Linked DNA regions of Mus musculus: regions 2, 3, 4, 5, 6 and 7 are each linked to region 1. A link is a loop called in an ENCODE intact Hi-C map of the cell type or tissue named here. Cell type or tissue: gastrocnemius. All regions are shown on one strand.

Evidence for each region. Peaks named below come from ENCODE experiments on the same cell type or tissue, not always from the same donor. Only the 100,000 strongest peaks of a DNase experiment are listed, where the experiment ranks them.
Region 2: a loop joins it to region 1, with 2.7 times the contacts of the local background. A loop is called at or near these places in 7 of 42 quality-filtered maps.
Region 3: it touches region 1 in a loop (7-fold over the local background); 6 of 42 quality-filtered maps call a loop at or near these places.
Region 4: a loop joins it to region 1, with 4 times the contacts of the local background. A loop is called at or near these places in 2 of 42 quality-filtered maps.
Region 5: it touches region 1 in a loop (3-fold over the local background); 2 of 42 quality-filtered maps call a loop at or near these places.
Region 6: it touches region 1 in a loop (10-fold over the local background); 27 of 42 quality-filtered maps call a loop at or near these places.
Region 7: a loop joins it to region 1, with 8 times the contacts of the local background. A loop is called at or near these places in 10 of 42 quality-filtered maps.

Annotation. Positions count from the first base shown.
Region 1 is chr10:23,609,009-23,613,008 of GRCm38, reverse strand. No RefSeq gene overlaps it. Among named protein-coding and RNA genes, the nearest start is that of Gm47843, 36 kb to the right of the region's middle. In gastrocnemius, a CTCF peak has its summit at 1,636 (motif pointing right); a DNase peak (open chromatin) is centred at 1,634; H3K4me3 peaks cover 1,119 bases; H3K27ac peaks cover 2,690 bases.
Region 2 is chr10:23,775,062-23,779,061 of GRCm38, reverse strand. n-TWcca1 (a tRNA gene) reads left to right here and starts at 1,908; the gene lies at 1,908-1,979. In gastrocnemius, a CTCF peak has its summit at 1,529 (motif pointing right); no DNase peak of the experiment used is centred here.
Region 3 is chr10:23,348,612-23,352,611 of GRCm38, reverse strand. It overlaps Eya4 (EYA transcriptional coactivator and phosphatase 4), which reads left to right and starts at 2,722. Exons shown (of 19, transcript NM_001347372.1): 1 at 2,722-2,850. In gastrocnemius, a CTCF peak has its summit at 2,300; DNase peaks (open chromatin) are centred at 2,465, 3,002, 3,313, 3,566 and 1 more place; H3K4me3 peaks cover 2,559 bases; H3K27ac peaks cover 3,093 bases.
Region 4 is chr10:23,174,431-23,178,430 of GRCm38, reverse strand. All of the region lies in intron 3 of Eya4 (EYA transcriptional coactivator and phosphatase 4), which reads left to right. Among named protein-coding and RNA genes, the nearest start is that of Gm24655, 9.5 kb to the right of the region's middle. In gastrocnemius, a CTCF peak has its summit at 1,686 (motif pointing left); DNase peaks (open chromatin) are centred at 1,498 and 2,677; H3K4me3 peaks cover 1,323 bases; H3K27ac peaks cover 2,382 bases.
Region 5 is chr10:23,401,799-23,405,798 of GRCm38, reverse strand. No RefSeq gene overlaps it. Among named protein-coding and RNA genes, the nearest start is that of Eya4, 54 kb to the right of the region's middle. In gastrocnemius, a CTCF peak has its summit at 2,163; DNase peaks (open chromatin) are centred at 1,990 and 2,332.
Region 6 is chr10:23,114,734-23,118,733 of GRCm38, reverse strand. Eya4 (EYA transcriptional coactivator and phosphatase 4) reads left to right here. Exons shown (of 19, transcript NM_001347372.1): 14 at 1,856-1,914; 15 at 2,021-2,181. Among named protein-coding and RNA genes, the nearest start is that of Gm24655, 50 kb to the left of the region's middle. In gastrocnemius, a CTCF peak has its summit at 1,761 (motif pointing left); a DNase peak (open chromatin) is centred at 1,757.
Region 7 is chr10:23,085,334-23,089,333 of GRCm38, reverse strand. No RefSeq gene overlaps it. Among named protein-coding and RNA genes, the nearest start is that of Gm24655, 80 kb to the left of the region's middle. In gastrocnemius, a CTCF peak has its summit at 2,283 (motif pointing left); a DNase peak (open chromatin) is centred at 2,314; H3K4me3 peaks cover 201 bases; H3K27ac peaks cover 894 bases.

The DNA.
Region 1 (4,000 bases):
GTGTCCACAACACAGATGGACAGACAGCTCATTCATCCAGTAGTAACCATGTTTCCCTAGCTTCTTCATACCTGGCTACTTTTTTTTTTTAACAAGCAGTATAATAGATCCCCAAATTGTAGGAGCAGGGTAGTGGATCAAAGCTGCTCTAAGGGCAGTGGTACCAATATGTCAACAGTAGGATTTACCTGGCTCAAGAGGCTCCTCAGCCAGTAAGCAGGGAAGCAATGAGGGGCTCTGGGGACCTCTGTAACATTGTAGTTAGGACTGACCTCAGTAGTTTGGGCACAACTCCTGGTGGCCAATAAATGAGGTAAATTTAATGGCAGCCTTTGAGGTGAACTAATGTTTTATTCTTTGGCCAACCAAGACTGAAAACATGGCTGGTCACGAGGAGCAGAGGGGACTATTTAGGAGTGTGGAGAGGCAGGCAAAGTGCTCATAAAGAACTTCAAAAATGCTATAAATGTGGTGGAGAGGAGGCAAAGCACTGGAAGCAAAAGCAGATTTCCCAGAACAAATCTCTGAGACACAGATGTATATGCATGTATGTCACATTGAAATATATGTATTTCAATCCTGGTCAAACTATATTGATGCAACTGTTAACAGCCTTTTGCCAGAAACACAGGCAAAGAAACTCCTTTTTCTCCTTTAGGGAATATTGACTTTTCTTTTTCCTAGGACTGTTTCTTTTTAAAGCTACACAGAGCAGCTGTAGTTATTGTAATTATACCAACCCAAAGCCTGGAAATGAAGGAGTCTGGAAATCACTTAGCATCACCACACAGTATGGCCTACATCAGCAATCTTAGTCACTAAGAATACATAATTTTTCCTCTACCGCATGTTTGCTTGCTTGCTTTAGACAGTACTATATCATCTCAATTGAAGTCATTCAAACTAAAATGTCACTATGTGAATTTATAATGGATCGATACATTTTTAAAAGCTGGGTTTCAATATAGTTTCAGAATGAAAGGGAACGAATATAATTGTATACACAATAAGGGATTCAAGGGATTACCAAAAGCATAATGTAATTGCTATCAAACCACCATGATTGATTCACAATAATTAAAATACATTTACCTCTCATTCCATAACAGAAACCCACATTTATTTCTTTTAGCTGACTTCTGAGTTTTAAAGTTTTCTTTTTAAATGATTCTTAAATTGAAGAAAAAAATGTAAAAAAAAAAAAAAAACCTCAGGAAAAATTTAAATTTAATATTGTTTCATTACTACTACCTGTTTTTAGGAAAAACACATGCCAGCGTGTGTTATTTAATATTTCTGGAAATTCTAAAGTCACTCACTTACAAAGGAAGCATTTGCCTTGCACTAATATTTCAATATTTCCTATATTTTCTCACAGTGCTGAAAGTAGCAGTCGGCTACTGGGTAAATTCTTCAACTTTGTGTGTTCTGCTTTATAACGTTGATGCCCATGATGGGATGTTGACCCCGATGATACAACTTCCCTGTATAATGGCCACATTCACCTCGGCCTCTAAGATGCAGTGGCTTGGAAGCTATAAGACAACATGAAGAAGTCCCTGCAGGATTTTTCGCGATTATGTAAATAGCGACCTGCACCCCAGACAGATGTAAAAGCTATTGGCACCACCAGGGGGTGCCAAAGGACAGCACCTGTTTACATTTTCAGCTAATGGGCCCTAAGAAAGAGTAGAAAAAGAATTGCCCCCAAGCTAGACCGTTAGTGCATAAACTCACCTTGCACCATCGTGGAATATCTGTGTGTAGTACTTGGATGCTACAAGAAGTCATTGATCGCTGCAGATAAATAGGAGCACTGCCAAAAGCTAGCAAGTCTCCCGCTTTTCCAAATGAGTCTACAGATGCAGAACCAGGGAGGACTTGGTCCTCGTGAACCAAGTGGACTTCATCGTGGTCAGTTGGGTGAGATGTGGTAGAATATGGACCAGAGCTGAGGTCTCCAGATCTTTTTTGTTCGCCAGAGTATTTTCCTCTTTGCCATGCTCCCCTTTCCCCCAACCCCGGTAAAAGAGCTGGGAGAGAAGGCCTCTCGTGACATCTGTTCGAGCCTCACTGTCCTTTTCAACACCTTGCTGGATAGAAAACAGTCTCCCATGAGCCTCCGGGTTTAAAAGAATAGCTATCGAGAACTCTCTCTGCCTCCTTCCTTCATGAAGATTACTGCAGAACCTAACAGGGCTCACTCCAAGGGCTTTGTGTCCTGTTGAAGAAAACCACATTCCCATCGGAGTGTTTCTAACTCTGCTCGCTTTTTATCTCCAGCTCCCATGAGCACCAGCTGCAGGGGCTTTCTTACTTCCATAGTTATGACTCTGTTGGCCTTCTGTCAAAATTAACAAAACGTCTCATGCCAAAAAACACATCGCGAGCTAATATTTTAAAATTGTCTGTGTTATATAGTACATGCTAAAGCCCCATTCCAAAGAATGCAGATCTGATATCTTCAGGTAAAACCCATATTCTCCCTGTAAGATACAGAGCCTGGCCTTCTCCATAGATGACTGGCTGACTTTAGGTTCCCGATATGTATCTAGGCGAAAGGACACAACACACCATAAATTAGAATTAGAAGCATAACAGAACCGTTTAGAGCCCCTATCGATTTTAATGTGCCTGGTCTAGAGAACCACTTGAGTGAATGTACTTCCCCCTACTCTGACAGCTGTTTTGCCATGACCAGAGGAGGGCTAATGAGGTTACAGCTGTCAGGCTTAATCAAAAGACACAAATATGAACAAGGAATTGGGTAGCTGGTTTCAGTTAATTTGTGCAAATGTACAGATTGGACAGGCAATATTTACACTGGCGACTCAAAACAAACTTTCAGGAATTGAGCCAAAGATGACCTCACTGGTTCTCAACTCCATTCTGGGGAGATAAGACTCAAATTAGAGAAACAGGAGATGGAGCCCCAAAGGGGTCCCAGCTTTGAGACACCCATGAAAAACCCGTTTGCATACAGCACATTTCCCTCTTCATCAAGTATCTAATTGGATTTCCAAGACGGGAGCCTAGTCATTCCAGGAAAAAAAAATCCTCTCCTAACTGTTCTGGGGATGCAGCTTGGGAGTCCGGGTCTTGTATTATTGCCATGGGACTTTATGTAAGAGTCACCCCTCCCCCACCCCCACCCTCGCCCGCGCTCATGAGAGCATCCAGTGTGTGCGCCAGGATTACTGCGCACCCATTCTGTTATGAAAACATCGTTCTATTAATATAAATGCACGCTGCATTTGCCAGGGCTAACGAGAACAGGTGCAAAGTCTTCAGATGCTTGTCCATACCGAGAAATGAAAAGAGTGTACAAACAGTTTTCCCTTGCCGTGGCACCGTGGGTGTCGATGTAACATTCGTCTCTACTGCATTCCTTGATGTTCATGGAAGGTAGCCCGGGAAACTTGATCTGACTGGCTTGGAGGGCAGAGAGGGGAGGAGGAGGAAGAGAGAGATAGTGATGACATGGTCTCTAGGATTCTGTTTATGCAAATACTGTCCTCTTGATCTGGGGCTCACATGGGTCATGTACAGAGCATATTCTGTCCTATCTCCTGCTGAGAATGGGTGGGTACGGACATCAGAAATAGTCTGCTGATCTGGTATGTAGAAAACAGTTGAACGGCACCGAATAGTTCAGATCTTCATCTCTCCCTCTCTCTCTCTTTTAAAAATCTTATCCATGTGACTGCCGTGGTGTTGCCCATAGTTTCAAATTCACTTTGTAGTTCCCAGGCAAGGGAGAAATTCCTTCTCTGAAAAGCCTATCTGGGTTCCAGTCTCCATCCAGAGGGCAGTCTGTGGGATTTACTTCTTTGAACAGGAAGACAAGCAGCCCGTGAATCCACCACTGAATGAATAGCCTTGACAAATGAGTAGTAAGAGCTCTATGTGTGTGCATTTTTTTTTTTTTTAGAAGTTTTGGAGTTCGCCACCAAAACTGGGTGTCTGTATATGTGTGTGAGGATGGAAAACATGTATAACA
Region 2 (4,000 bases), 170 kb before region 1:
TGACCAATACAGATATGGATGCTTTCAGCCCACCATTGGACTGAGCACAGGGTCCCTAGTAGAGGAGTTAGAGGAAGGACTGAAGGAACTGAAGGGGTTTGCAGCCCCATAGTAAGAACAACAATATCAACCAACTAGACCCCCACAGAGCTCCCAAGGTCTAAACCACCAACTAAAGAGTACTCATGGAGGGTGGGACCCATGGCGACAGCCGCATATGTAGCAGAGGATGGCCTTGTCAGGCATCAATGGGAGGAGAGGCCCTTGGTCCTGTGAAGGCTGGATGCCCCAGTGTAGGGGAATGCCAGGGTGGGGAGGTGGGAGTGGGTGGCCGAGCACCCTCATAGAAGCACGGGGAGGGGGTGGGATGGAGGTTTGCCCAGGGGAAACAGGAAAAAGGGATAACATTTAAAATGTAAATAAATAACCAATAAAATTTCTTTAAAAAGTTGTGTCAGCATGTTCCACTCAAGGCAATCTTTGTAACTGTGAGTCCCAGTAAAATCAAGAGTCACCGTCAGCAGAACCAGTAGCACATAGCAAACATTCCTATTATAAAACTAAGAGGCAGGAGGATGCCCAGCATAGACTAGGACTACCACTCAGCAAGCAGTCCACAAACTGTAGCTCCTGCCGAATATTCAGGGGCTATGGGGTTTCTTTTAGGGCTTTTGGTAGCCCATACCTCCTAACTCCCCCCTCATTCCTCCTGCAAACATCTCAAACATGTACAAATCTGCCCACATACCTCACAGCCATGGCCCCCCATTTTGGTACCCTACCCCACCCCACCCCATTTTTTGTATTAGTTACCTTCATTGTGATAAAGTATCGGACAGAAGTGACTTAAGTAACTTTGACTCAGAGTTTGCAAGGACATGGACCATCATGGTGATCAAGGCTCCGTAGCACAGGTTCTGCTTGTAGCACTGCTGTTACATCTCAACATGTTAGGAAGCAGAAATGGTTGAAATATTGATCAGAACAATATTCCAAAGAAAAGACAACGGTGCTGTTTTCGCAGGCACTCAGAATGCAAAAGTTACAGCATCAGTGAGACTTGCATCAAGAAGGTCCCAGAACAAACAAAAACAACCAATGAGACCAGGCAATGTGTATCAGGGTCATATTCTTTGTGTGGAGCTCCTGCATGGGCTATCGGCTATGCACGACATTATGAAAGTAGGACCAGAGGTTGATGGAGACCTCAGGACTTATAAAATGCCAGAAATGTGGGGTGTCTGCAGAAATGGAATAAAACTACTCAAGCAAGAAGCCATGCATGCTGCAGGGAGTAGGGATTTTTGGGTGGGGTTATCAAGGCCTGAGGTGTCTGAGATGGTGCCACCTCAAGCCCTGAATGATGTCTGTCCTGCTGGGTTTAGATAAAGATTCTAAAACATCTCTAGAATACAGCCTAAAAATATAAAACTTAAAACAAACTTATCATGGCATTGTCATATTGAAAAGAGTTTCTCATAATCCTTTTGAGAATAACTTTATTACGTTCTACATAGTGAACAGAAGGTGGCAGCATTGCTTCAGCAGTTAAAAAAGTTTCCATCCCCTTTGAAAAGGCATGGGGTAGGGTCGGACTGGGGGTGGGGGTGGGGGTGACTGATAGAGTCTCCACAGCAGGTGTGTGGAGCAGAGAACTGCCCCGTGTTCCTGTGTAGGGTATGTAGAAAGAAAACACAAAGTAGGATTGCTCAATGCCTCTAAACACTGCACATATTTTTCTGTGTATTTTTCAGGGTAACAGGACCTCCTTCCCTGTAAAAATGAAATGGGTCAGATGCTGAGCTTTTTATGAGATTTAGAAAGCCGTGCATAGCTCTATAGCGGTGGGAGCTTTAATCTCTGTTTTCATAGACTGGTAATTTTCTAAGAATAAGAGATGTTGGAGTGACCTCGTGGCACAATGGTAGCACGTCTGACTCCAGATCAGAAGGTTGCGTGTTCAAATCACGTCGGGGTCATGAATACCTGTTTGGGGGCTGGTGAGATGGCTCAGTGGGTAAGAGCACCCGACTGCTCTTCCGAAGGTCCAGAGTTCAAATCCCAGCAACCACATGGTGGCTCACAACCATCCGTAACGAGATCTGACTCCCTCTTCTGGAGTGTCTGAAGACAGCTATAATGTACTTCCATATAATAAATAAATAAATCTTTAAAAAAAAAAAAAGAGATGTTGGTCTTTACTTCTTCTCAGAAGTTTAAGGAGATATTATTATGATTAGTAGGGACTTGGATCTCAGGTAGGTAGGCATGCAGATATGGTGTGAGTGATCGATGCACATTTGTGTTAACAGAGCCAGGAAACAGCAGCAGGCTAGAAAGTCACTGGCCTTGTGCTGGCAGGCTGTTTGTACCTCTTTTTGGGGAGTCAACATGTATATTTACATCCATACTCAATATCACTCTGTATCAGCAGCTCAGCCTGTGGGTTATAACCCCAACATCAGACATCCTGCAATCCGATATTTAAATTACAATTCATAACACTAGCAAAATTTCAGTTATGAAGTAGTAACTAAATACATTGAAGCTTGGGGTCACCACATGAGAAACTGTATTAATGGGCTGTAGGAGTAGGAAGTCTGAGAACCACTATACTATATATGCACTGGAACACTGTAAAGTGCACATGTAAGTAAGCACATATGTCTTATGTGCAAAGATTTTCTAACCTTTCTTTGTTTTTGTCATTAATTTTGACCAGTTGCCGGATGAGTTTCTGGAAAATAAAATTTATTGGCTAAGAGGAGAAAATGAAGGCCCACATAGATATTTTCTGGATGTCTGTATTAAAAAGGGGGCAGGTATTGGAAAGCCACCTTTATCTTCATTTTAAAATTTTATGTTCTTGTGTATTGAGAGACTCTATGTTTAATGATGGCTACTGTGTCTGACGACCTAATTGATCCTGGGAAACACATGGTAGAAGGAGAAACTCACCTTTGCAAATGCCGTCTCCCCTTAACTACCTATTTAACTAACTAACTAACTAACTGACTAAACAAAGTTGTTATTAGAAGACCACCTTGTATGTTGTAGTGGTTTGAAAATGCTTGACCCAGGGAGTGGTACCATTAGGAGGTGTGGCCTTGTTAGAGTAGGTGTGCCCTGGTTGGAAGAAGTGTGCCACTGTGGGGGTGGACTTTGAGACCTTTCTTCTAGCCACATGGGAGACAGTCTTCTGTCTGCCTTCAGAACAAGATGTAGAACTCTCAGCTCCTCCCATGCCATGCCTGCCTGGACACTGCCATGCTTCCTACCATGATGATAATGGACTGAACCTCAGAACCTGTAAGCCAGCCCAAATTAAATGTTGTCCTTCATAAAAGTTGTCTTGGTCATGGTATCTCTTCATAGCAATAAGACCCTACAACACATGTGTTAGGCAAGCTATACCCCAGCCTCAAGTCCTGTTTCAATATTATGTCTTCAAGTGTTACCTTTAAAAGACGGATTTATTTTACTCATTTGAATTAACATTTGAACTTTAATTTCCTCATGTCTACTTATTATTTGATCTGAGCAATGATTGCTTTTTAAAATCCTATTTTGAGAAAGCAGCCTTTTATAATGACATACATTGACTGTGTGTACTAGACAGAACATTTTATTAGTATGCTAATTCATTTTCCATCAAAAGCAGAAGCTATCACATACATAAATATAGCATTTATGGGTTCACTACAGTCCTGAAAGTGGGCTTGGAAGGTATTACTTGGTGGCTTATATCACTGGCAGGGTTAATATACAAGAAATAATGAGTCGAGTGTAAGCTTGAATAAGTGAAAACCACGGATGTTTAATAATGTAGTCAGAGGTTTATTCTGGGCTCTATAAATACTGTGGGGCATATATGATCTTAAAACCTATTACTTCACTTTCCTTTTACATATGCCAGGTCTCCTCAGCAATTAACTGTGACAAAGGCACTGGTAACAGTTTTCATGGACTTTTAAGTTGGCCTATTGCATAAAAGATTCTT
Region 3 (4,000 bases), 260 kb after region 1:
TCTGGGCTCAGTGGGAGAGGATGTGCCTGGCAGTTTGATGTTCAAGGAGGAGATGTGTAGGGTGCTGACACTCAAAGGCAGGCTTCTCCTTGTAAGGGGAATGGGAGAGGACTTATGCAAGGGTTATGAGAGGGTTGTTAAGTGAACAAATAAATAAATTTAATAATAATTTAAAAAGAAGAAAGCTAGGAAACACACCACCTCGTTTCCCCCAATTTTTATTAAAACATCGAGTTTTATTTAAATTTAAATTTTAGCCAGGTGTGGTGGCTCACACCTTTAACCCCAGCACTTGGGAGGCAGAGGCAGGTAGATTTCTGAGTTCAAGGTCAGACTGGTCTACAGAGTGAGTTCCAGGACAGCCAGGGCTATACAGAGAAATCCTGTTGGGGGGGGGGGGGGGGAGAAAAAGAAAAAGAAAAAAATCTTTCCATCCTTTTAAGAGATAAAGTCAAAATATGAAGTCTTGTACCAAAAGGAAATGGATGCTTGCTCACTTTTGAGGAGAATGCTACTCTAGTCTTAGTTGCTATATTCATGGAGGAGTCTGACACCAACAGATTAACTGTTATAGTCTCTTATTTGAGCCACTGGCATGCATGCTGTATCGAAAAGAATGGCTGCTTTTTTTTTTTTTTTTTTTGACAACCACAACTACTGAAAGCATCCCAGAGGCTAAAAATATAGATTGGGATGTATACAGACTCATTCGAATCTCAGCTTTGTCACGTGGACAAAAACATCCAACCAACCGACAATACAGCACTTTGAACTATGAACTGGAGACAACAAAATAATTGAGGTTTTCTTGTTGCTGATGTCCCTTGAGTGTATACTAACCGGTGCTCCTCTCCATCGCAGGAATGCACTCTGGGTAATGCTCCCAAGGCTGCAAAGCACCACCAGAAACCCTTCCACTCAGAGAGCCAGAAAGGGGGAAGTTAGGCCTGGCCTGGCTCAAGCTCCCTGAAACTGATCTGTGGGAGAAACAGCCAATAAGCAAGCAGAGGGAAGACACTACCTTTATCAGCTTAAATTTAAAGCCCCAGCATCTTTTCCATTTCCTCTTAATCATTGTAGACAATGCCCCGCTCATTAAAAACAAATATTCAGCATGGATTTTCCTTTTAAACTAGAGTTCAGGGCTCCTGTTAGTAACATAAAACCAAGCTCAAGTGAAGGATGAAATTTGTTTCTGAAAAAAGTCCAGAATATCATTTAGTTGATAAAAATATTAAAACTAGATTTTCTTCGAAGTGGAGTGGTTTTTTTTTTTTTTTCATCCCTATGGCCATATCTAAGGCAGCGTTGTTGCTAGAGATGACTTGATTTTCTTTGGGAAAAATTATTTTGATTTCTTTGGGCCTTGGTTATCTTTTATACAGCTTTAATAACTATTAGGAAATTAATTAAACAAACACGCGTGAACCACAAGTGAGCAGTACAGCAACTGACAATAAATTCAAAATGAGTTGATACACATTATCAAAGTATCAGGACAGATGTTACTGATGGAGACAATGGGCTTTAGGGAAAGGTGGGGTTATATGGGAGTAATATTTGGGGATTGTCTTTGCTTTGGTCCAAGAGTGTGATATTTATATTTGTCTGTGAAATATGAAATCCAATGTAGGTACAAAAGACATCAACAGAAGGCATAGGCTCAAAATGCCATTTCAGCAGTGTGCCCTGAGCAGTTCTGACTGGCCTTTGGAAGTCACTGCAGTCTGACCTTTGGGCGCCTGGGAGGGGCGCCTATAGCTGCGCCCGGCCTGGAAGGGGCCCAGGCACTTCCCAGTGCTGCCCGTCTGCACGCTGCTAACTCCTTCATCGCTTCCATCTCCAGGAAAAAGCTCTTTCCTAAATCCAGAGCAAGCTTTGGGCTGGTGTCAGTTGGCGTTTAACTTTGTTGCAAGTGGACTAGAGTCCCTTCTGCCTCCTCTCTTGGGGTAAGTGGCAAGGAGTCCGACTGAGGGCCTGTAGCTCGCACAGGGTAGTTAGGGGACCGCCGCCCAGAAGCAGGTGGGGGACCGAGGAGCCCGGTGGCGGGCTGGTCCCTTCAGTCTAAAGGCCTCGGTGGCCAGCGCCAGGCGGGGTGGGGGCGGGGTGAGGCGGCGCAGAGGGCGCGGAGATTACCGCGGCGCCACCAGAGACGCGCAGAGCCGGGGAGCCCCGGAGGTCCCCCCACGCGAGACCTCAAAAAAGAAAAAAAAAGCCGATGATAACAGGCAGTTTCCAGAGATCGAATAAAAAGAGAGGGCTTCTGCGCCCGCCAAGATCTCCTGCTCTTCCGGCGGCCTGCCGGGAGGCCCCCAGCGGCCACCCTAGCCCCAGGACGCAGGCGGCGACGTCCCCCCCCAACCCCCCCACATCCCGCCTCCTGCCTCTAGGCTCCAGCTCCGCGCGCTAGGGAGAGGCTGCCCGCGGCGCGGCGCACGCTCCGGCGGCTCCCGGCTTGCGCGCAAACCTTTCCCGGTCGGCGCCCTAGAGAGGGGACTGAGCGGCGGGGACCTGCGGAGGGACGCCCGGCCACCCGGCGCGCGCGCGCTTTCTCTTTTCTTCTGCTCGCTAACGCCGCTCGGCTGCTCGGACTTTGGTTCGGCTCCTTTCGTCCTCCCCCCCCCCCCCTCGCAGCCGGCTCCCCCACCCCGCCCTGTTTCTCCCCCACTTGTGTAAGCTATTTGTTGGGGGTGGCCGAAAGGGATGTCCTGTTTTTACCAGAGACACAGCGCGAAGGGAAAACTTAGACACTGGAAGGAAAGCGAGTAAATACGTAGATCGGACCCGCAGATCACTGGCTGGGACAGACAATTGAACTTCGGGAGTCCAAGGCGGTCCGGGCCGCCAGAGGTGAGTGTCCTCTCTTCATCCGACCCGGTTTTTGAAGTCCAATGGAGGGGGGAGGTGTGTCCAGATTTGGATGATTCCCCCAAACTGTCCCCTAGAAAGTGCTAGCTAGACACTTTGTAGTGCGTGAATGGGGATCTGGGGATGGAGGTCGCGCGCAGGGAGAGTGTGTGAGCCTCGGAGTTCTCCCCGATGATCCAACAGCAGTGTCCCATGGCCAGGGTCCCTAGGACCTCAGTGGTACGCTCGCCCAGGAAGACCCTCAACGACCTGGTCCCCAGTAACCCCTCTTGTCTAGCGCCACAGGACCTGAGTGAGTCTCGCGTCGTCCCCGGGTGCGGATCCTACCTGCCTGCACCCTGTTCCCTGTCGCCCGGGAAGCTTACACCAGACTCTTCCCACTCCCACCCGGTGACATTTAATACTTTGTGATGACCTGCTACGTGGAGTAAGGGTGCTGCCTCACTCAGTGTCCCTTGGAGAGCCGTGGGCGCCTGGGTTTGCGTGAGGCCGGGAGCGCGTGTACCCAGAGGCCAAGCCCTGGTCTCCAGGTACCGGTCGCAGTCTAAACAGGGGGGGGGGGTCACTTTAATGGTTTTTACGTGGCGTGGACGAATGTCTCTTGCAGTGTGCCAGGGTCTGTGAAATTAGAGGCGCCTTGTCAGAGGAGTCGCGTTCATTGGCTCCAGGAGCGGATGCTGAGGAGCAATTCTAACTTCTCCAAAGCCAAGGACCAGGCTGGGGCGAGCAGGTTTCTCTCAGAGCTCACTGGATCTGGGGTGGCCTTGGCACTCTAAACGCTTGTAGAGCTTGGTCATCTGTGACTGGGAGACAGACTGTGTGAGCCCGTTTCGTTTTGCAAGCCACAGCAACCCCAAACTTTTCATTTTATTTTTCTATTAGCACTAAATTCTTTTCCTTTTTTCTTTGTATTCGAGATTCGCAATCTCTCTGAAAGAAACAAGGAGGTTTTGACTGAGCCTGGTGGCAGAGCGGTGGCAAAACTAAGGGAGTGCAGTTTGATTTTTGCCACCGTCCCCTTGTTTGGGATGTTAGCGCCTCAGCTCACATCTTTCAAGTTCCTGGGAGACTAACGGGGTTTGCGGTTTGGGTGGGATCGGCGTGGCCTTCTCCTTTTCTCCCGGACAACGCA
Region 4 (4,000 bases), 430 kb after region 1:
AACACACACATATACATGAAAATTCAACACACATTTACATCATAGAACTAACCCCATCTTTGTATTAGAAGCCAAAAAGTTCCTTCTGTTCCTAGGACTGTGCTTAGAACAGAATTAGCCAAACAGGTCACTAAACTACACTAAATCTGACCTCAAGTATCTCAGGTCAACCGATCTAATCGTTCTTTTCTATTGCTATGTTACTATGCACATGTTATCATGGCTAGATACTTCATGTCATCATAATAGTTGTGGGATGGGGCAGAGCGCACAACAGAGACAGGTTTCTGCTCTTCTGGAGCCTTCCACTCCAGTCAGATGAAAAGAATCCTCTATGTCACTTCTATTTCTCAGCTAGGGAGAATTTATTATTATGTCTTATACTAAGCAACATTATCAGCAAAGCCAATACTAACCCCATATGTTCATATGCATCCATCTAGAGGTCATACTGCAGTTTCTCTCGGTAGGCACTGTGAATTGGGAACCTAGAAACTTATTCTGTGATGTCTGTTTCATACAGAGAAAGAAAGCTCATGTGACAGGGTTGTAAAGTCTAGGAGACTTGCATTTCTTGGGTCCTGAACAGCTGATGGAGGGACTCTATAAATAAACAGGGCCATGAGTCATTACCAGGATCTACAAAGGGTGAATCATAGTGTCTGAGTTGGAATAGATTCTGCAGTACACAAATTTAAGGTTTACCCTCCCTTGGGTTTGAGGAGGACCCTTCGGACTATTCAAATCAAATTCCACCTGGGCTATAAACAAAAACTCTAAAAAAGAATCAAGAAGCTGGTTCCTACGTCTTGGGATTCTCTCATTTCTTCTTCTCAATGACCACGTCAGGCTAAGATTAAGTTCCCTTATTTAAATTGCCCAGACAGATCCTAATGTTTGAAAGCCTGATGATTCAAGGCTCCTGAAAAGGGAGTTGAAAGAGACAGCCTAGGAGGGAGGGAGGGATGCCTTGACATGCAATGTGCATGAGCAGTGTTAGAGGAGGCAAGTCCGTGTTTATATTGACATCTGCAATTTTTGAAAACAATTCTATTACATTGAACTTTCAAAGTCCCTGAAGTTAGACAATTGCAGGCATTCCAAAGCAGACACAAGAGACTACAGGAAGATACTTCAGCAGTCACGGGAATGATGACATAGTTCTGTTCGCTAAAGACTCCTTTAATTGGAGGAGGTTTAAATCCAGTAAAATAAATACGCCCTGGGAGCTGCACTGTAAAACTCCAGATAGCTGCCTTCTCATTTCCTGTGGTCCGGACTGCAACACACCAGGGCTCTATTCGCTTCATAGGCTAAGCTTTGGTTGGTTTGCAGAAGCAACACGTTTCGCTTCTTTGCTTTTTTTTTTTTTTTTTTTTTTTTTTTTTTTTTTTTTTTTTTTTTTTTTTTTGTGGTGTATGCTATGTTTTTTCATTCCTGACTGGTTTCCCTGGCTTACACATCTTGTACATGATCCAAATTGGCTCAGAGCCCCCACACTACTTTGGGACTTCAGTAATACCACTAACTAGAAGCCTCCCTCGGGGTCCTTTATTTGAACCAATCAAAATCTAGCTAGCAATTTCAGAGATATTTTTCCTGACTCTTTAAGCTTACACTACAGTCTGTCCCATCAGTGGGCTGCTAATATTCTAAACCTTAAAGTCCAAGGCAGAGACTCTGCCCTCTTGTGTCCAAAAGTCTTTGCTTGTGCTGAGAGCCAGTTAAGGTAGAAGTTCAGAGAAGTCTGAAGCAGAGATCCTCAGGCTGTCAGTGCAAGGATCCCCCACTCCATTTCAACCCTTTAATGTTCCTCAGATCATTGACCACATAAACACCAGTGTTTGCCTGGACAGTGTACACCTCTATTTAGATTTTTATCTCTAATTAAGGGAGAGTCCAGGAATTAATTTCTACTTGTTTTCTGCCAGTAGAGTTGCACAGAAGATCAACATTGTACTGGTTGGGTTTTGTGTGTCATCCTGACACAAACTAGAGTCATCACCATGCAAAGAGCCTCAGTAGAGGAAATGCCTCCATGAGATCCAGCCATAGGACATTTTCTTAGGTAGTGATCAGTGGGGGAGGGCCCATCCCATTGTGGGTGGGGCCATCCCTGGGCTGATGGCCCTGGGTTCTGTAAGACAGCAGGCTGAGCAAGCCATGGTGAGCAAGCCAGTAAGCAGCACCCTCAGTGGTCTCTACATCAGCTCCTGTCTCAAGGCCCCTACCCTGTTTGAGTTCCTGTCTTGACTTCCTCTTATGATGGATTGTGATCTGGAAATGTAAGCCAAATAAACACTTTCCTGCTCAACTTGCTTTTTGGTCATGGTGTTTCATCGCAACAATAAAACCCTAAGACAAGGCCCAGCCAGGTCTTTCCTGCTGATTCTAAAGCCAAGGTCATACATAGGCCTGCTTCTCACTAATGTGCGTTCTCTTCAACAGGAGTCAGGTTTCCCTGATTCCTCAGAATATTTACAGTTTCTTGAATATTATATAAGAAAACTCAATGAACTCTAAAGGACAGTGTTTGTTTTCCTTTGTCAGTTTTTCCCCAAACACAAGCCCTTTCTGTTACATGGCAGTTAAGTCCAGGTATCTGATCACTCAGAATCTTCTTGGGCTGAGTTGAACCATAGTTGTACAGTGAACAGCCCAACTTCCAGCTCCCTTGGCACATCGCCATCTTGATAGTTCAGTGTCTAAACTATGGGCTTATTGAGGACAGAAACACTTTTTTGGTTTTATTGACTACTGAGAAAGTCTTTGCATGTTTATCTTTGGAAAAAAAAATCACCCAGTGGATTTTACAAAATTTTTACAAAAACAAAAAAATCTTAATTGAGATTGGTATGAATTAAAGAGGAGTCCCCCTTAAGTTTCTAGAGACCATTTTCTTTCTGTCTTTACTCCTTGTTGATATTTTATTTCTCCTGCCTGTTTAACACTGCTGGAAGAACGCTGCACCCAAGGGGAAAGCACACATCTCAGTCCTTGCTCTGAAATTCTTTGGCATTTCCTCATTTACTGTGGTGCAAGCTGCAGAGGTTTTCATGAATGTTTTCATAGATGAAGGAGAACTCACTGGCTTAGCTTACCAAGAATGTACACCGTGAATGGATGGTGGATATTATCCAGTACATCTTTGCAACCACGGTCATAGTATTTGTCAATATTTTGCATTCCATTGATCTCTGGATCAAAGCATCTGCTAAGCCCACCTTGCATTTCCAGGATAAACCACACTGGTCCTAAACCAGCTCCCTTTGCCCACTGCTCTCCATTTGATAGTAGCCTAGTGTCTTGGCTGTCTGTAATAGGTGTGGGTCCATGTTGTTCTTCTTGAAACTGCCTTTGTCTGGTTCTGGATCAGGATAGTGGACTCGCCATCGACAGGAGAATCCTTCCTTCTCCCAGATGACAGAATTTACACTATATTACTTTCCCTCACATATTTGCTTCAATTTAAAAAGATACTTTATTTTTGTGACGTGTGTCCATGTGGTGTATTACATGTTTATACGGAGGTGTGTTCATGTGCATGCCCGTGCAGGTGGTGTGTATGTGAGAGAGCACATGTGGGGAGGCCTTAGGATGACTCTGGGTGCTTTTGCAATGACTCTTTATCTCATTTCTAAGACAGGATCTACTCCTGAGCCTTGAGCGCACTAATCTCTCTGGCCAGTGCATCCAGGGAGCGCTTGCCATTCTCCACCGTGCTCAGCTCTTGCCTAAAAGTGCTGGGGGTTTGAAGACAGTCCCTCACGTTTGCAGGGCAGGCATTGTCCTGTCCAACCCTTTTTACAGCCCCATCCCTGGGATTTTCTTCATTTGATAACTGATTTGGAGATTTTCTACATTTCTACTGAGTCAGGTGTGGCCTCTTTTATCCAACCTGAATTCATTGACATTGTTTAATGACTTTTCATCCTTTGGATACCACCAACGTCTCTAGTGATTGTTTGGAATTAAAAACTATTTGTATTGATTGTAGATT
Region 5 (4,000 bases), 210 kb after region 1:
CTGTGCCTTTTTAGTGACGTAAGGGATCATTTACTTGCATCATGTTGTAGTAAATATCAATGCTGGGAAATGCAAATACACATCAGTTCTTTTACTTCAATTCTGAAAATTCCATTGTCATACCTTAATATCACATATTTTCATCTTTTGTTTTTAGATCCCAAGAGTTCTAGGAACTCAGGTGTCATAAAAAATGATTTGTTCACTAAAGTGCAAAAATTTCAATAACTGCAAACACTTTTTTGAAATAAATACATACAAACACTTAGGTAAATATCAAACTAGCAGTGATATTAGATTCATAGACACCAGAAACATATTTTATTATTTATATTATATAATCAGTATGTTTGAAAACAATTCTATACCTTTAAATTTTTCTTTATGTCTATGGAAGAATTAATTTAAAAATACTCTAACCATTATTATTTAACTTTTAACAGGTAAAAAGTCAACCATTAGAATTGATATGTAATGCTTTAATTCCTAATAAAGCCTGTGCGTCCTAGGAGGGTACTCTCCCACGAACCACACCCTTGGCACAAAGAGAACATCTTAGAATTCAATACACAGTTGGTGATCAAAATTGATAAAGGGTAACATATGTTTCCTGCATTAAGCTATTAAGAAGGTTGTTTTATCTTCTATGATAATCAGGGGAAGGAACAGGTCAGATGGAGCATCTCAAATACGGAGTCATCCTAGAGGAAAAGAGAGCCGTGAATTTGATGACCCAGCTCTCATGCCCCCTTCCTTCACGTTTTCAATGCACACAACTGTGGAGAGTGTTATAAGGAGAGGAGGATCCTAAATTATTCTAGCCCTAAATTGTTTAAGAGAGGAGAGCTTTGCATCAGGAATAGTTTTATTCATATTGCTTCAAGTGCTATTTGTCTCTGTGTGAACTTCTATAGTTAATTACAATAAAGGCAGAGAAAACAAGACAAAAGAAAGTAACTAGGTAACCTGTATAGTACCTTAGTACATTAGAACAGTGTCCTGTAAAGTGTGGCATTCGAGCTGGGGATTGGGAAAACACTTGAACTGGATGGCAGCTATCAGAACCGTCACCCTCAAACAGAGTTCAGCAGAGCATAACAGGCTATGGTAAGTTCAGAGATGCCACTCAAAGTCCAAGTTCATTTTGTCTTCTATGTAAAAGAAAACTGTATAAATATAAATTTATGTTCTGGGCAGCAGTGGCACACGCCTATAATCCCAGCACTTGGGAGGCAGAGGCAGGTGGATTTCTGAGTTCAAGGCCAGCCTGGTGAGTTTCAGGACAGCCAGGGCTACACAGAGAAACCCTGCCTTGAAAAACCAAAAGAAAAAAAGAAAAAAAAAAAAAAAGAAATCTATGAAACTTAAACCTGGCCTTCTAAAGGTTAGCAGGTTAATCATCACACAAAGGCATCTTTACCTATTTTCAAGTTCATGGTGAAAATGAATTCCTTGCTCAACCCACTTTAGCTCATGATGAATTATGAAAATATATAATATGCTAATGTAAATACCAGCCGTGTAATCACTAATATTGCAATTGAAAAGCAATTCAGTATGCTTATGTTTGTAAATATGCTAAAAGCAGATTAATGTTTTTTTTCACAATGACAAGAGCCATCCTATAAAAATTTTTATGGCTTGAGGCATGTAAGAAAACACAGAGGCCCTACTAAGACAAAGGGTTGGTTGATTTACAGAAAGCACATCTTGCCAAAAAATGAATTATTTGATTTACTGACCACGAATATCTTCCAAAGTCAAAATTCAAAAGAGCAGAAGAGTGTGTTTTTCATTGCAAAACAAAGACCACATGGGTAGCCTGGAAACAGCTGAGAGACAGAGCAGGGAACTGGGCCTTTGCTAACGGAACAGTTCCTGGGTGTTAGTAAGACGCCACCTGACCTACACAAGGCTTTCAGCACAGCAAGTTAGAGATCAACCAAGAGGCCCTTGGTCTCTTCCCGATTATATAACCAGCTGGGTGTCAGGCCCCAAGCCAGAGACAACAGGGTTAGAAACAAACACTGGGCTCCATTCCCAGCTATCCTACAGCGTTGGCCCATAGCAATAATTATCATCAGACATGTTTCTGTAAGTCCAAGCTGAAGTCCCTAATATTTTACATTGATTATGAATATTTGAAGGTATATTTCAGGGTATATTATGCATTCCTGTGAGTCAATAGGGGGAGCTCTCACATTGCTTTTATATGTATCTCATGAATAATAGATTGTATGTTACTTTATAATTGCAAAGATCAAGGGGCTGCCTCATTTCAGCCAGACACTCATAAGCAAGGGGCACCCCCATACCCACTGGAGAGACACTGGGGAAGGCCAAGCTCTCACACTGCTCCTCATCCAGCAATGCCTGGGCTGCCTTGTAGGAGAGATTCCAGGTCATTTTTGTTTTCTGTTTTGAGGTGAAGCCAAGGAGCAGTCTGGTTTGTGTCCCAATCTATTAGTTAAAAGCACCAGGAAAGGGTCTTAGTGTATAATGCAAGAAACCGCTTCACTAGTCCAGCACTCCTGGGTGTTAAACTTGCCACACAGCTATAACCTGGTATGTGTAATTATTATTATTACTATTATTATTATTATTATTAATTTTAGGCTATGTGTTTTAGAGGGCTGGCATACCCCGGCACAGTTCTTTGTGTGTTATGTATAATGAGTTGCCCTTTATGGAGTATAAAATTAGTTATCATTGACTCTCTAGGAATTTGCTTTCTCCCATTTAACAGGTCTCTCTTAATGCTAGTTAGCATAAAACATGGCGTGGTAATTGTTAGCTTTCAAATGAAACCTATACATTAATATTCATGTAAAATGAAAATGAGATACAATTTTAATAGACCTTTTATTTTTTTTTTCAATAAAACTGTGGCTTATACTTTGGGATTTTATTACTTGCTGTGATTTATGCCCTCTTTATCTAGAGGTTCATGGTAACCAACAAATAACGGCTCATACTTTTTGGGCCATCCCCCTCCCAAACTCAACCATATTTTAAAATATGGAAAAGTAATTTATAAGGGAAATGAAAAAAAAATTTACATGGAAGAGTACATAAAATACATCTGTCTTTCCAAACCATTGAGATTTATAAACAACTCATTAAAACCTTAAAAAGCCAAGAGGAAGGACAAAGGATTCTTTTACTACAATGAACTTTTGAAAAGAAGTCTTTTTCCCTCAAAGAAGTGTGATTTCCCTTTACATCTAAATAAAAACTTTGATTAAATATGTGCTTATATTTAAATAATGTCATTCAAATGTTTTTTCTTCAGAAGAATCAGTAATGAGACAAAAATCCCGAAAAATAAACATGTTTAGCAGCCAGGAAGCCCTTTTCTTCTTCATTGAAAGGAGAGTCTTTTGTTTTTTACTGGAGGGTTTTTCTTTTTATGTCAAATGAAATTTTAAGATCACCTCTGAGTATGGAACTAAATCCTTCCCTGCCAAATCTGATTCCAGTCCTTAAAATCTGTTTTTGTAATCCTGCCAGCAGCGCACTAACTTTAAATAGGTAGCCAGACATATTGGCAAAAATATATGTGGCTAATCAAATAAAAGTATGTAGCAGTTTGGAAGCAATCAATCATCTTTCAGAATCTTTTAAATATGAAGCTGCTATGAAGACATCCGACGGGCACTGAAATATCGCAATCAAGCAGCGTATGCAACTGGTTTTAAGTTCATTTTCTTTGTTTTTAAGTTTTCAGAGACTTGCTTCTTAACTATGAATTTTATGAGATGTTTGAAGGAAGAAAGCCCTGGCAACATACAACTAACAAATATGAAAACTGGCTATTCGGTGGGAATGCGGCGGAACACACACTTGCACTACTAACCCAGACTTCGCTGGCTTCACCTCATGGCTATGGCTTCAGATCAGATGCTGTGTGTTGACTGATAGTATTTCCTTCTAAAGGGAAATATATGTAGGAAGACTTAAATATTTTCTTTTTTGTTTGTTTGTTTGTTTGTTTTAACGC
Region 6 (4,000 bases), 490 kb after region 1:
TGCCTTTCTTCTAGTTTTTAAGTTTTTTGTCCAACCTGTTTACTCCCCAAATGCCTGGGTTGATTATTTCCTGCCTCTAGAGCATGCCTTTAAAAATCCATATATCCTGGTTGTCTCTCCCACATGCACCCTCAGCTGCATCAGGTAGAATAAGTCCCCTCAGCCCTTACCTATGAACATAGGTAAAGGTTTATTTGAAAATCACTAACTGGTAATTTATGTAAACCTTAGAACTTCTAGAGTAAGTACACGCAGATTTTTGAAGTTTTTGTTTTCATTTTACATTTATGGGTGTCTTACCTGCATGTATCTATGTGTTCCCTGTGTATACAGTGCCCAGAGAAGGCATCAGCCTCATCAGGAGTGCTGGGATCTAAACCTGATTCCTCTGGAAGAACAGCAATGTTTTGCAATGCTGAGCCACCTCTCCATCCCAAATACATTTTGAAGTCACATACGAACACTTTCCTGACTGTGCTCACCGCTTAATTTGTGTCTTATTATTTATTTGGTTCACATTTGTTTTACTTACCTGTGAAAAGACGCAGTGCACATCACACACATGTGGAGGTCAGAGGACAAGCTGTGGGAGTCCTTTCTCTCCTTCCAACATGTGGGCTCCTGGGCGCAAGCTCAGGTCCTCAGGCTCGGCAGCTTGCTCTGTACCAGCTGCTGAGCCATCTCCTTGGCCTCCAAGTCTGTCCATTAAAGGTAGTCTGAGTCCATTGAAATGGGGTTAATACATCCTGAGTGGGGGCTGAAGACTCTACATTTGGTACTTGATTACAGACCCTTCCAGGTCTATTATAATACATTTGAAGTGGCCCAAAAGCTGGGAAATGTTAACACTGTCAGTAGTAAAACACTTGCATAGCATGTGCAGGCCTAGCTTCAATCCCCTGCCAATCAGCCTGTCTCTGTCTTTGTCTGTCTCTGTCTCTGTCTGTCTGTCTCTGTCCCTCCCTCTCCCTCTGTCCCTTTCTCTCCATCTCGCTTTCTCATTGACTTATTATGAATTATGATCATTTGTAACTGCTAATTGTGGACTTACTCTTCTGAGAGCTAGGCATTTTAAATCTCTTCAGCAAATTTTGCCTCAAATCACGAAATCTTTCACGGCAGCCTTGCAGATCATTTAAAGTCAGAACAAGATTTTTTGAACCTCTAAGAGCCCAATTTCTATGTGGAAGCCCCTATTTGCGTTAAGCAAATTCTAACTTGAAATCAGATCCAATGTGGGCAAACTTAACAAATTTATTTTCCTTGGAGGTTGTATTGCTTTTGGTATGTAAATCTTCAAGACTACTAATATTCATTGACATTTAAAAAACACTAAAGCCCGATGAAAGAAGGTGTCAGTCTCTATGGCCACTACCTTTGTTCTGTATCAGAAAACCAGGACTTTAAGTAAAATGACACCTTCACACCAGCAAAGAGCAGGAAGTCTTGGAAAGCTCACAAGACGCCGTGTTCTGAGGTCAGGACCCCTCCACTTCCACCAAGCGAATAATAAGAAACAGTGACCACTTCAGATGCTTGGACCCCAGGCACGGTGCAGACTTTCAGCTTAGCAAGGGCACTGGTCTCAAAGATTAGAGAGCTATTCTTATCAATGATGTTAAGATTAAACTTATTTTTCAAAGCACCCCAAGTTTTCAGACTGCTTTATGGATTTAGATCTCAAAGAGGTGGTACCATTTCCCTGCCTGCTTAAGAAAGCAGGTATCAGAGGGAAGGCAGAATGGACCCATACTGCCACCTCGTGGCCATAGCCTGATGCTGTGGGATGATGGGAAACCTGAAGGTGTTAGCCACATTTGGGTGATAGGTAATGTCTGTTGTTCCCTTTTCCCAGGAGTGTGATCAAGTTCATATAGATGATGTTTCCTCCGACGACAATGGTCAGGACTTAAGGTAAGCTGCGCTCTCAGTCTTCCGTTTCCTACAGAAATTCAGCTATGGAGTTTTGCACATGTAATTATTTCTTCTGTTTCTTTTTAATGTATTTTGGGTGTTGCAGTACCTACAGTTTTGCAACTGATGGCTTCCATGCAGCTGCAAGTAGTGCGAACCTTTGTTTGCCAACAGGTGTGAGAGGAGGAGTGGACTGGATGAGGAAGCTGGCTTTTCGTTACAGAAGAGTAAAGGAATTATATAACACCTACAAGAACAATGTTGGAGGTACGTGGGGCCGATTCCACCCAGTATCAGCACTCTGACACTCAAGCTGTAGTTTCACAGTGGAAATTAGCTACTGGAAAGAAAACCATGAAGGAAAGCCAACCATGAAGGCTCGAGTTGAAAAGCAACGAGCCTGGATTTCTGCTCTCGGGATTACTAGGGAAGCGTTCAGTGCACCCTGAAAAAGGACTTGGCCGTTTGCGGAAACCTTGTGTTTTAGGATGTTTTCTCTGTTTCGTCTGTATTACTCTGACATTATCAACAAAAAACAGACAAGTGAAGGAGGTGTTCAAGAGGTCCTTGTAAAGATAAGAGCCACAATTATTCAGTTAGTGCCAATCTCTGAGAGAATATTCATGCAGCAGTTTGTGAAAGTTCAAAATGTGCAACAGATCTATTGGATGTTTAAAAAAAAAAACCTCACAAATCGTCTGACAATGTATCTCTACATAGGACATAGTGCTCTCTGTAATCTTTGGATTTTAAAAGTTCCAATACACTGTTGGTAGTATCTAAATCACATTATACTTATAATTTTATAATAAATTATTCATATAATTTGAGGTCCTTAGCCTCAGACTGCAAGTCTAGCTGTGTTTCTAGATACAGGAAAAAAAATGGATCGTCTTTATTGTTAGAATCAGTTTTTAGGTCAACGCATTTTCAAGATTAGTTCCAGAGTCACACACACAACTCTTCCAGCAAGCTGTTTGTTTTCCTTTTAAAATGAAGCATCTTTGAGGAACAAAAACCTAAAGTAAGCCAAAAGAAAATGAATTTTCTAAATACGCATACGCATTCTATGTGTATGCTCACACGTACACCCTAGAGTAAGATAAATATAATGTCCATCCACAGCGAACCCACTGCCCCCATCTGTTTCCACCTTGAGGATGGGGTTGCGTGTCTGTTTTCCTGTGTTTGCTAACACTGAATCACATCAGATGCTCAGGGAACCCTCAGCAACTGTAAAAAACAAGGCAGAGTCACAGACTTATGAACAGTTGAAATGACAGGAAGCTTTGCAGGGAAGGCATCATTTCCACATAGATAACTGAGCCCTGCAGGCTCTACTGACACCATGTGGCTCTCGTTCCTGCTTAGCTCCTAACTCACTCTAAGGCTCTGTCCCAGACACTTTTTAAAATAATTGTAAACAGTATGTTTAAACTTTTTTAAACTAAACATCCCTCTGAGAAGTATAAAACTATTTAATTTGCATACTCCCTTTACAGAGTATTGTTTGAATCATTTATATTTTCATACCCCCTTTATAGAGTATTGTTTAAACTCTTTTAAAATTGGGGAGACTGATAACATATCATCTTCTACCTTAGAAAATTTAATCAATATGAGAGCTTATTCTCTGTCAGTTATTAGCTTCTTTTTATTGAAATGTGGAAACATAAGACTTTCTAGAAAGTAGCTTTAATTTTAAATATCTATAATTGCATATTGTTTGTCCTTGCTCCCAGTGTTTGAAATACAATTTAAGTAAGAAACCTTCCTTTTGAATGGATGTTCATGTGATCTCATTTTATCATGAAAGCAAGGTTAGATTGCATTTCTCTTTTTTCTTTTTTCATCTTCCCTTCATTTCTTCCCTCCCTCTTTCTTTCCTTTTCTTTTTTCTCCTTTTCTCTTTTCTCTCCTCCCCTCCTCTCCCTTCCCCTCCCCCTTTTCTCTTTTCTCTTTTCTCTTTTCTCTTTTCTCTTTTCTCTTTTCTCTTTTCTCTTTTCTCTTTTCTCTTTTCTCTCTTCTCTTCTCTTCTCTTCTCTTCTCTTCTTTTCTTTTCTTTTCTTTTCTTCTTGTCAGTGTC
Region 7 (4,000 bases), 520 kb after region 1:
GGAGCAGAAGAAAGTGTCTGCTTAGCAGCATTCATGCTTGCCAGGGGTGGGGGAAAGCCCCTGCAGAGGGCACAATCTAATAAGCATGTTCTTACGGTACGCCCCTCGGCCGGGCTGCCTTATCTTCAGTAATCCCATTCTGTGTCCCGGAATCATATTATTTGGCCATGGATCAAACTCCTTGTAGTTTTGGCTTGGGAAGACAATGAAACATGATCTCAAGACAAGAAAGGATCAGGAGCAGACAGTGGCTCCCGTGGCCCCCCAGCAGTGCAGTGCTGAAGCCAACATCACATCAGGAAAATATATTTACCAGATGGGTAGAGAAGATGAATGCCCCGTTCCAGCTGTGCAGTACTGCCCTGACGGTTTATGATCTCAGACAGGAACAAATTGATGTGAGAGATAAGAAGCCCAGAGCACAAAGCTTAGGTGGCAGGCTGTCACTGGCACCCAGCCTTGTCTACTATGCTTGTCACTCAGAAGGCCATTTATCAGGAAGAGCCCCTTAGGATACAGTAATATGGAAAAAAGAAACAATGTCCATGCTTAAAGTGTATGGAGGAGGTTGAAGGGAGCCTCCTAGGGTCTTCCTGCTTCCCGTCTGAAGAAGCTCAGAGTTGACCCATGACCTCGCCGACCTAGCACAGGTCACATGGAGGGCAGCCCACAAAAAGCTTCCCTGTAGATCAGGAGCAAACCCTGCAGCTTCTGATGAGCACAAAGTGTCTAAGAGCAGCTGGGTGTGCTAGTAGCTACCTGTGATCGCAGCACTAGGGAGGCAGCTGCAGAAGGGCTATGAGGTCAAGGCCAGTAGAAGCTTCCTGGTGAGACTACAGATTGAAAATAAGAAAGAAACACGAAAGAAAGTGGTAGCCTCTGTATTCTCTACTGTGGGTAGAAATCATCTGCTGTATATAGAAAGCCTAATTCCCCTGTTGGGAACCCATACCCATGTAGATGACACGTAATCACTTAACAGCATAAAAAGGTCTTTCCCAAGTCTGTACCTTGGGCTGTAAGGAAAGCTGGCTTACCCTGCACAGAACTTTTTTTTTTTCAGAATATAAACTTTCCACGATCAGTATTCAAAACAAAGACATATGTATAAATTAGGCAGGCAACCTAGAAACCAAAGTATGGGCAGGGTGGTCAGGGATGGGGTGAGATGAGTCTTCACTCTCTAGCAGTAAGAGAATAATTAATAGAACAAACACATGTATTTTATCATCTGAATACCACACAATATTAAATGATGTCCAGATGTTCATATTTGAGATGTAGATAATTATATATGTATATATGGTTTTATTTTTAATTAGTTTATTTATTCTCTCATTTATTACATCCTGACTTGAGTTTCTCCTCCCTCCTCTTCTCCTAGTGCCTTCCCCTCCCCTCCCCTCTTCCCCAGATCCACTACTCCTCAACTTCCCTTCAGAAAAGGGTAGGCTCCCTGGGAATATCAACCAACCATAGCATATCAGACTACAATAAGACTAGGCACAAGGCTGGACAAGGCAACCCAAGAGGAAGACAAGGGTTCCAAAGAAGGCAAAAGAGTCAGAGGCCCCCACTCACTCTGGGTCCCACAAGAACACCAAACTATACAACCACAACAGATCTGCATAGGGCCTAGGTCACACCCACGCACACTCCCCGATTGTCAGTTGAGTCTCTGTGAGCCTCTATGAACCCTGCTTAGTTGATTCTGTAGGTCATGTTCTTGTAGTGTCCTAGACTCCTCTGGTTCCTACAATCTTTCCCCCACTCTTCTAAGGGATCCCCTAGCTCCATGTAATGTTTAATTTAACTGTGGGTCTCTGCATCTGCTGCTATCAGAAGCCTCTCTGATAATATTATGCTAGGCGCTAGTCTACTAGTGTAGCAGAATATCACTAGGAATTCTTTCATTGACTTTTTTTTTCAGCTGCATTCGGTTCTATCCTAGGTCTCTTGGCTATCCAGCCTCTAGTTCCTGACCTTCCAGGCAGTATCAGGCTTGGGTCTCAAGTTGGACCAGGCATTGGTTGGCCACTCCCACGAATTCTATGGTCGAAGAGATGGCTCCGCCATTAAAGGAATGAGCTCACAACCAAAAATGTATTATTTTAAACTAACTTTTGAATATGCCCTCTCATAGAATTCTTTTTCTTTTTCATATTTAGAAACAAAGGTAATACTACATTTTATTTTTCACCAAGTAGCCAGTAACACAGACATTTCTTCTGTCAATAATTTAATCTGCTCAAGGACCAGTTCGATGGGTAGACAGACACAGTCGCATGCTGCCATCTGCTGGCGCACTTCTTAATATTTTTAGGTTTAGATTCAGATTTAGATGCTGGACTTAGCAGGATCACACAGGAAAGCATGAAGGTTCAGAACAGTAAGCATCATCTCCGGGGGCTCCGATTCCCATGGTCTGGGTGGCACACTGGAATTTACATTTCTGGCAGGTTATGGGGATGTGCCGATTTCTGGCCAGCCGCTGATGTATCAGACATGTGCAGCATCCCTTACTGCTTGCCTCACAAGGCTTTAGCTTCCGTGGCTCCACTCGGACTCTACAGAATTTTAACAGATGCTGTGATCATATAGGAAGGAGCCAGATAATGGAGCCAAATCTAAAGCGAATGGTTCAGAGAGCCCTCCGGGCAAGCCTGTAGCTGCTGCCGTGCTCTAACTGGAGCACGGGATGGATCGGTTGAGAGAAGGTTGTTTATGTAGGCATGAGCTCAACATGGACCGTGAAGGGCCTGCTGTTCAGAGAACGAACGGCTTGCAAGCTGAATGGACAGAGCTGTCCTTGAAGGACTGGGCAGAGGACCAAATCTGCTTTCCTTTCACATGCCACATGCTAATTCATGTTTAGGACCCATTTACTCTTCAAAGCAGATGAGGAGAAGTGTGAGCGCTTGGTGGTATGACGTCCCGTCATCTTTATTATCTATCACCAGTGCTTTTCGGTGAAACTGAAGTCATCACTGACTAAGCAGCTTGAAGCACAAAAGCTGCGCTTTGAAGCTCTGAAGACAAGTGCTTCAACTATATTATTATTATTATTATTATTATTTATTATTATTATTATTATTATTATTATTGTGGCAAAACTCACTCAGTGTTAAACTTACCATGCTGCTTTTAAATGTGTTGTTTAGTGGCAGTAAGCATATTCACACTGTCACGCAACGTGGATCTAGAACTCTCTCACTTTGCAAAACTGAAATTCTATACAGGCTAAATATCTGTTCTCTCCTCTCCATACCCTGGTCTTTGGCAACCACAACTCTAAGTGATGTTTCTGTGACATAAATAGTTCAGCTACTCTGTATGAATGAAATCACACAGTATCTTTCTATTCACTTAGCCTACGTCTATTAGCCTATTGCATCTACATAGCAATGAGGTAATTTCCATCTCTGTCTGACTATATACGTGTTATGTATAAATACGTGTGCGCACGCGATCAGCACGTCTGGTGAGCCTCTGTCTCTGCTTCTCCAGCCGTGTCTTTGCCCAGGTGCAACTGTGCCTGATAATTCTTTGCTTATGCCCTGGAGATTAGAACTCAGGCCATCTCTCCAGCCACTGTTTTCTATTGATAGTCACTGGGGTTGTTTCCATGGACTCACTTCTAATACAGTCACAATTAACAAGAGTATGAGAGTATGTTCTCCGGGCCCACCTCAGGTGTGTCTAGCTGTGTATTCCACTGTGTGGCTCCTGGCTCCACATGTCCTAGATGCATCTGTAATTTTGGAGGAGCCACAATGCCACTTCCCGTGCATCACAGCTGTGCCATTGCACAGTTCGTGTACAGCTGGACACAGAGATCTCAGGTCCTCTGCATCTTTGAACACATTTGTTAGTTTCTGGGTTTTGACAGTGGCTGTCTTAATGAGGTGAGAACTTATCATGCTTTTGACCTGTAATTCTCTAGTAGGATGCTAAGCATCTTTCCACTGACACCTGTGGCCAGTTGTCTTCTTTGAGAAAT